2 separate regions of the Homo sapiens genome follow, and region 2 is linked to region 1. Evidence: chromatin contacts called from ENCODE Hi-C data. All regions are on one chromosome and are shown on one strand. Each heading gives the region's core, a stretch centred on a gene start or an enhancer-like site at or near the end of the contact. The rest is flanking DNA. Distances are from core to core; before and after follow the strand shown. Region 1 overlaps ABTB2 (ankyrin repeat and BTB domain containing 2). Region 2 holds the start of CAT (catalase).

Region 1 (4,282 bases), core at 730-3,229:
CAGCCTAGGGAAATAACAAGGTTCTCAAAGCCAGGACTGGAAAGGCCAAAGGGCCGTACCTTGAGGAAAGATGGCACAAGCAGCTTTCTCAAAAAATTCTGACACTGTACTTATAATGCAGGATTCTTATTTGACCCAATAGCCTAATGCTTTTGATTAAAACTTTCAGCATGGAAAACGTGGGCTTTGAAGTCTGACAGTACTAATCTCAAACGCTGGCTCTGCTACTTGTGTGTATGGGTGACCTCGAGCAAGTCATTTCAACTATCTCAAGGCCTCAGTTTCCTCATTTGTAAAATGAGGATAAATAATGTGACCTACAGCTCACAGGCTGTAGTGAGGATTCCACAAGATACTGCATGCAAATCACTAGTGTCCTGCTCACCTCATAGTAGGCATTCGGCAAATAACAACCTATATTTTTATCACCACCGACTCATCACATTTGGTTGGAAAAATTAAACGAGATAGCATCCAATAAACATTGGTTATCTTTCTAACACCTCTCCCCACCTCCCCCTACTCAAATCACCCTAACCATGATCTCCATCTTACCACCCACAGAGAAGACCCTCAAAGACTGGCCTTTCCCAAACTGTACATCCTCAAGAGGGTCCTTTGCCCCATACATACTGTGAGAGGAGCGCAGAATAAAATCCACCCCCAGTGATGTAGATGGAATTCACAAACCTGCCCGTTTATCTAGAATCGCCGCAAGAGTTGCTTTAAAAATACAGATGTCGGCCAGGCACAGTGGCTCACACCTGTAATTCCAGCACTTTGGGAGGCCAAGGAGGGTGGATCACCTGAGATCAGGAGTTCAAGACCAGCCTGGCCAACATGGTGAAACCCTGTCTCCATGAAAAGTACAGAAATTAGCTGGGTGTGGTGGCGCATGCCTGTAATCCCAGCTACTTAGGAGGCTGAGGGAGGAGAATTGCTTGAACTCAGGAGATGGAGGTTGCAATGAGCTGAGACTGCACCACTGCACTCCAGTCTGGGTGACAGAGTGAGACCACTTCTCAAAAAAGAAAAGAAAAAAAAAATACAGATGTTCTGGTCGGGAATGGCGGCTCACACCTGTAATCCTGGCACTTTGGGAGGTCGAGGTGGGTAGATCACTTGAGGTTAAGAGTTTGAGACCAGCCTGGCCAACATGGTGAAACCCCATCTCTACTAAAAGTACAAAAAAAAAAAAAATTAGCCGGGCGTGGTGGGGTGCACCTGCAGTCCCAGCTACTTGGGAGGCTGAGGTGGCAGAATCACTTGAACCGGGGCAAGGCTTGCAGTGAGCTGAGATCACACCACTATACTCCAGCCTGGATGACAGAGGGAGACTTCCTCTCAAAACAAAACAAAAAAACAGATGTCTTAGCCCCACTTTTACAGGTTTTCACTTAATAGATTCAGGGTGGGTTCCAGAATACTAATGTTATTTTCAAAACTTATTTATTACTATTACTTTTATATAGAGACAGGGTCTCATCAGCCTTGGAGGAAAAAAGCAGAACCTAAGCCTAGGAATATCAACAGTAGCAACAGTGGCAGTGATGGTAGCAAGAGCACTCCCTAAAGCCCCTTCCATCGTCTTGAAATCAGCAACAGTATCTACCTCTGCAGGATACTGTGTGGCTCAAAGGAGAAAATGCAGGTAAAACATTGTAACACATCTAAGTTCTTACTGTGTGCCAAGCCTTATGTTAACTGTTTTATATACATTTTGCTATTTTGTTTAGTCACATCATCCCTGGGAGGTATTTTTTAAAACACCATTTCTCGTCATCTTGACCAGGCTGGTCTCCAACGCCTGGCCACAAGTGATCCTCCCACCTAGGCCTCCCAAAGTGCTAGGATTACAGGTGTGAGAACCTGCACCCAGTCTAGAACATCAATTTTTAAAGTGCTTCAAGATGTTTCTGCAACCAGCCAGCTCCGGCAATGAGTGACTTAAGGGAAAGGGGAAGAAGTGTGTGGGCTCATGCTAGAGGTCACCACACCCCACTCCACACCACATCCTTCTGAGGCCTGAGGGGCTGTGGGGACAATGAAGGCGACCACAGCACAGATAACAAACAAAGCAACTATTTGGCAAGAAGAGTCTGAGTTACCCATTAACTATGAGTGATCTGTCAGTGCCAGAGAAGCCTCACAAAAGACGATGGTGTGGTCGCCTGGGAGGGCCCTCAGTGAGGACCCAGTTACACCAATGGCAACACAATCATGCAATATCCTGGCCTTGTGTCCTTCCTGTTTTCTCTTTGAGATTGGTGCTTCCCTGAGTAGAATCATCCCTGGAAAGCAGGGATATCATCATTTCTCGGTGCCATTTGGATTCCCCCAGTTTAAACTCCTCTCTTGTAACAATGGTGATGAAAATTACTGGATTCCCTACATATGATTCCAAGTTATTTGGATTTCATCACTAGTGGCAGATTTAGCACATTCTGGATGTTGGCAAACGAGTGGCAATTGCATAAATACATGAGCACTTCACACCACAAATTAATCCTATAGAAATAATCCAGCTCTGATTACACTGTTTGACTGGGTGGTGCTTGTTAGCTTGTTATACAGCTGGAACCAGCAGGAAGGAGGCAGGCTGGTCACCATGTGGGGTACCAGAATGACAACTGCACAGTCATGCTTTATGATAACTGCACAGTATGCTTCTTAGCCCCACCATCCTCCAAACAAACAAACAAACAAACAAAAACAAAAAAAGAAAAAAGGACAGGAAGGAAGGGAAGGGAAGAAGGAAGAATAAAAGACCACACAGAGTCCATAATATGCAAGTTTAACTTAGACACTCACTTTACACACTAAACCCCTTCTGGGTCGCTTTTTCTGACTAGACAGATAAGACATTCTCAAGGAGAAAATGCGAACAATACGTGAAAAAATAGTGCACCAAATGCCATTGCTGGGAAGCAACAATAATGAAGATGGCAACAGTAGCTCATACCTGGTGGCTGCTACCTGCCATGTGCTGGGCTAAATGCTTTACTTAGCATCATCCCATTTAATTCGCACAACCAGCCTGCCAGGTAGTTTTAGTATAATCGCCATTTCGCAGATGAGAAGATTGAGGTATTGCAAAGTTAAATAATTAGCTATATGATCTAGCCAAGTGACTGGGGGAGTCAAGGTGCGAACCAACCCAGGACCCAGGTGTGACCAAATATCTTTTCAGAAGGATCCTTTCTACAGCTCAAGAGAGGACTCTTTTGGTCCTACTCTTCTCAGAGATACTCCTCCCAAAGCCACCCTCAGCTAAGATCTCAGTGAAGCCTCTGTTAGACTCAGCCAAAGGACCACAGGTCATGTGAAGCACTAAAAACTTTAACCTCAAGTTCCAAGGAGCCCCAGATCCTGGCAGTAGCTGTCCAGGTGGCGGCTCTCCAGGTAGATACCAATAGGCCAGCTTTAGGCAAACACCTCTGAAAGAGCTCACCTCCCATGGTGGAAGAAACAGTCCCTGAATGAAAGCTCAGAAGACCTCCTAGTTCAAACAAACAAACATCCTCTGATTTATGACAAGAAGCCAGTCAACAAGCTCAGTAGGAAAGATGAGCCTTAGAGGAAAAAGCAGAACCCAAGCCTAGGAATATCAACAGTAGGAACAGTGGCAGTGATGGTAGCAATAGCACTCCCTAAAGCCCCTTCCATCATCTTGAAATCAGCAACAGTATCTACCTCTGCGGGATACTGTGTGGCTCAAAGAAGAAAATGCAGGTAAAACATTGTAACACATCTAAGTTCTTACTGTGTGCCAAGCCTTATGCTAACTGTTTTATATACATTTTGTTATTTTGTTTAAATAGTCACATCATCCCTGGGAGGTATTTTTTAAAACACCATTTTGCTGAGGAGGAAACAACTTGAGAGGGGCTAAGTGACTTGCCTGAGGCCACGCAGCTTGGAAATGATAAAACCCGACCTTGTGTCAAGGGTCCAGAGGTTAGAGCCACAAGAACCAATGGCCTTAATCTCCATTTCCATGAATCTTCTTGTTTCTGCAAACAGAGGGCTTCTGAGAAGCTGGGGAATGGTTGAAATTTTTAGACCTGTGAAAACCCAGAAAGCTGGCCCCAAGCGACCCACCACTGACCCACTCTAATGGCTGTATTGTTGCACAGAACTGTCTGCGATGATGGAAATGTTCTATATCTGCATTGTCCAATATGGTAGCCACTAGCCACATATGACGAGGGAGCACAAGAAATGTGACTTGCATGACTGAGGAAATGGTTTTTTTTAACCTTATCGAATTTGAATACATTTA
Region 2 (4,208 bases), core at 704-3,203, 100 kb after region 1:
GCCCAGCTAATTTTTGTATTTTTAGCAGAGGTGGGGTTTTACCATGTTGGCCAGACTGGTCTCGAACTTCTGGCCACAAGTGATCCGCCTGCCTCGGCCTCCCAAGGTGCTGGGATTACAGGCGTGAGCCCCCGCACCCAGCCTCCTATGTAACATTATAAATTTATTGTCATTACTTGTAAGCCTGCCCTTTATTTTAAAATACAAGATATGACAAGATCAGAAACCAGTCTTGTTTCTCCATTTCTTTCTCTAGAAATAATTCTTTAGGAATTCAAATCCATAGTAACAAAAACAAAGGAAAAAAAAACATGCTTTTTTTTATATAATGAATAAAGGTTAAGAAATGACTCCAGGTCTCTTATTTATTTTGTTGATATTTGTGTTGGTTAGTTAAGAAGATGATTTGCTCGATTATTTCAACATTTATTTATTCAACAAACTGTGGACTTTGGAGATGAACAGCTGAAGCTAGAATCCTGACTATCCCTTAATAGCTGTGTAACTTTGGGCAAGTTATTTAACCTCCCTATACCTCTGTTTCCTAATCTGTAAAATGAAGATAATATTAGTATCTAACTCATAGGGTTGTTGGGAGGGTTAACTAAGCAAATATACAAAAAGCTGAGAATAGTCCCTGGTATATAGTAAGTGCTCAATAAATTATGGATGGGAGGATCCTGACCCACATGGAGTTTACAGTCTTGGCAGTATGGATCGGGCAGGTAGAAAAAGACACCAAATTACACAGCCAACAGCATCTTTATAATTGTTTTTAATATAGGAAAAGTATAGGGTGCTAAAGATCAATTTGTGGCTTTCTTTTCCAATGAACTGCTAAAGTTCCACTTTTATGCCCAAGATTCTTATCATACTTTTGTAAGATCAAGAACAACATGTGAAGTTTCCACTATTATATATCCACCCATTATATGTAGTTGTACTGGAAAAAATTAAAAGCTGATAACTTTTAATTTGAAGATGATGGTATATACTATGTATATATATTAAGGTGCTTAAAGATAAATCCTAGCACCTGAGGAGGTGTAGAAATCATTCAAACTCTTTGATTACAATGACAAACTAGTCAGTAACTTACTAAATATTGTACTATATATTACTAAGTATTTTACTCTTCAACATAGCTTTTTAAAGACACAAAGCTTTTCAAAATTCCTGCTTACCTGGGGGTAAAATTTGGGGAAGCAGATTTCTCCAGTGTTTAAAGAAGCCAATTTGGCAGTGTACCAGAGTTGAATACATTTTTCCCATCACAAGGGAATACATTTTTCCCATCTAAGTTAAGTTGTTTTTCTCTGGTAAAGGAGGAAATCAACACCCATCTGTACGGAGATAAACGTTTCAGAGTGTTTTTATATTAAATAATTAGTATACTAGTCTAGTAAGTGATAATCCACGAATAAGTTAAGAAGAGCTAAGAAAGAAAAAGAAAAGCATCCATCCATCCTTTGGTTGCAAATAATACTTACATTAGCGTATGGCAAAATTTAATTTTGTACAGAGTAATTTAACCCAGGATTGCTGACTTTTTAAGAGCTGAGAAAGCATAGCTATGGAGCGCAAGGCCCCACCCAGCAGGGTCTAAGTATTCCGTCTGCAAAACTGGCAGGCCACCAACGGCCGCGTCCCAGGGCGGCCTGAAGGATGCTGATAACCGGGAGCCCCGCCCTGGGTTCGGCTATCCCGGGCACCCCGGGCCGGCGGGGCGAGGCTCTCCAATTGCTGGGCCAGAGCGGGACCCTTCCTTTCCGCACCCTCCTGGGTATCTCCGGTCTTCAGGCCTCCTTCGGAGAGCCCTGCTCCGAGCCCATTGGGCTTCCAATCTTGGCCTGCCTAGCGCCGAGCAGCCAATCAGAAGGCAGTCCTCCCGAGGGGGCGGGACGAGGGGGTGGTGCTGATTGGCTGAGCCTGAAGTCGCCACGGACTCGGGGCAACAGGCAGATTTGCCTGCTGAGGGTGGAGACCCACGAGCCGAGGCCTCCTGCAGTGTTCTGCACAGCAAACCGCACGCTATGGCTGACAGCCGGGATCCCGCCAGCGACCAGATGCAGCACTGGAAGGAGCAGCGGGCCGCGCAGGTACACTCTGTGCTCCCCGAGCGGGCCCGAAGGTCCGTTTAGAAAGCGGGGGCGTCGGCAAGTAAAGGCCCGGCTTCCCCCGGGGCGGCGCTTGGAGGGACTGTACCGCGGCTCACTGGGCAGGGGGGATCCCCTTCGGTGCAGACGGACTTTTACATTCGCCGAAGCAGGGGAGGGGGGTCCGGGTAGTGGGGCGCGGGACTGCAGGCTTTGTTGTCCGCGACAGGCTCGGGTGGTTGCTTCAGAATTTTGCACTTTTGCCAACTGGGACAGAGGTCGCAGCTTGAGGACAGATTGAGGGCTCATGGGGAAAGAGGCAGAGAGCTGCAGCTGCAAGGAAGTCAGTGAGGGGAGAAGTGGAACCAGGCTCTAATGGTGCCCTTCTTGAAATACTGTTTACACGCTTTCATAGTTGTGGGGTCCCAGCAGGGCAGGGATTGTGTTTTACAATCTTGAGGTCTCCAGCACCAGTCACAGTGACTGGTACGTACTATGCACATTATTAAACGACTAAATAAAAGAACTTTTACATTCATTGTCTCATTTGCACTTCAAAATGTCAAGCCTAGCATTTTAGAGCTGGGGGGTGACATTAGGGATTGATTAATGCGTTTATTCTATTCTTTGAGCACCTGTAGGTGCTAGGCACTGTTCGGGGCAAGGTGTACAAATTCCAGTGCGGCAAGAACAACACCCTTGAGAAGCTGAGAGTCTAGTCTGGGAGACGAGACACATAAACAGATGATTACACTCCAGCGTGGTGAGGGCTCTAATAGAGGTTATCTGTAGAATGTAGAGGGAGTGACCAGGTGGGCCGGACAAAGCAGGTGACATTTGAACAGGAATTTTTTTAAATGAGTAGGATTTTAACTTGGTGGTGGGGGAGGCATTCCTGGCCTGTGCCCACGGCTGCAGAGTCTCAGAGGGCATCTATGAGGAGGTTGGATTAGATGAGACCACATCTGGTCTGAGTCTACTGTTGGCAGATTGGCCCAGGGAGTCTAAAGGTCTTGCCCTGTTCCCTGGCTGCTGGTTAATGGTAGACAGAGGACTGCAGCCCTGTTTTCCCTATTCTGCCTAGTGCTCTTGCTCAAAACTCAGGTTCGTGAACTGGGGTATTAATGCTAAGTGCTCATGGATTGCTTTAATGGTTCCCTGTTTGGGAAAAGGCTGCCATTCTCCTCCAAGGGCCTGGAAAATCTCCCCTCTTGGCCCTGTTCTTTGTTATATACCATTAGGTTGGTTCATGAGCTCTTAAAGTAAACCAGAGAGAGGTAGAGTCTTAGTAAAGGATGTGCCACTACTTAGTGGCAGAGACAAGGTTAGAATTCAGCTTCTTGGACCCAAGACTCTTTCCTTACCCAGTGGGTGCAAATCCTGGTTCACACTGAAGTTTTCATGAATACTCGGTGAATTGAGAAAAGTGTGGACAAAGTAGTGAGATTTTTACAAAACAAAATATTTTCTTTTTCTTTTTCTTTTCTTTTCTTTTTTTTTTTTTGAGACGGAGTCTTGCTCTGTTGCCCAGGCTGGAGTGCAGTGGTATGATCTCCACTCACTGCAAACTCCGCCTCCCGGATTCAAGCAATTCTCCTGCCTCAGCCTCCCGAGTAGCTGGGATTACAGGTGTCCACCACCACACCCAGCTAATTTTTGTATTTTTAGTAGAGATGGGGTTTCACCATGTTGGCCAGGCTGGACTGGAACTCCTGACCTCAGGAGATCTGCCCGCCTTGGCCTCCCAAAGTACCGAGATTACAGGTGTAATATTTTCATTTTTAAAGGACTCCCCTTTATTCTGAGACTAGCTGCCTTCTTCCTTGTTTGGGAGAATCATGAACTGTTGAAGTCCCTGCTGTTGATTTACCTTACATAGTTGCCCATGTGAGAAATGGCTGACTCCAAAACACATCTATAGTTGGGAGGCTCTTAATTGAAATACAGCCATCCCCTTTGTCCATGACATCTCAGGGCACTGTGTACATCGTCCTGATTGGCAGTCACATTGATGTCTTACTGTTCCTCAGTTTTAGCTGCTCTTAGTAAAAACCGCTTACTTCTTTTAGGCACTTCTCCCTCCACCCAGGGCCCTCCAAAAGGAATTATGCA

The links. A loop is a pair of places that touch in the nucleus more often than their neighbours do. Pooled maps may share reads with other maps.
Region 2: a pooled map shows a loop between it and region 1 (2.1-fold over the local background). The contact joins the promoter of CAT here to the enhancer-like site in region 1. A Hi-C loop is called at or near these places in 1 of 50 pooled maps.

Annotation. Positions count from the first base shown.
Region 1 is chr11:34,337,357-34,341,638 of GRCh38, forward strand. The region is part of intron 1 of ABTB2 (ankyrin repeat and BTB domain containing 2); the gene reads right to left. Among named protein-coding and RNA genes, the nearest start is that of ABTB2, 19 kb to the right of the region's middle. Within about 2 kb of position 1,980, at least 3 of the 41 ENCODE cell types and tissues checked have a DNase peak (open chromatin) inside an H3K27ac peak, as active enhancers do.
Region 2 is chr11:34,436,981-34,441,188 of GRCh38, forward strand. It overlaps CAT (catalase), which reads left to right and starts at 1,954. Exons shown (of 13, transcript NM_001752.4): 1 at 1,954-2,099. The coding sequence starts at 2,034. RefSeq lists enhancers at 1,767-1,816, 1,987-2,286.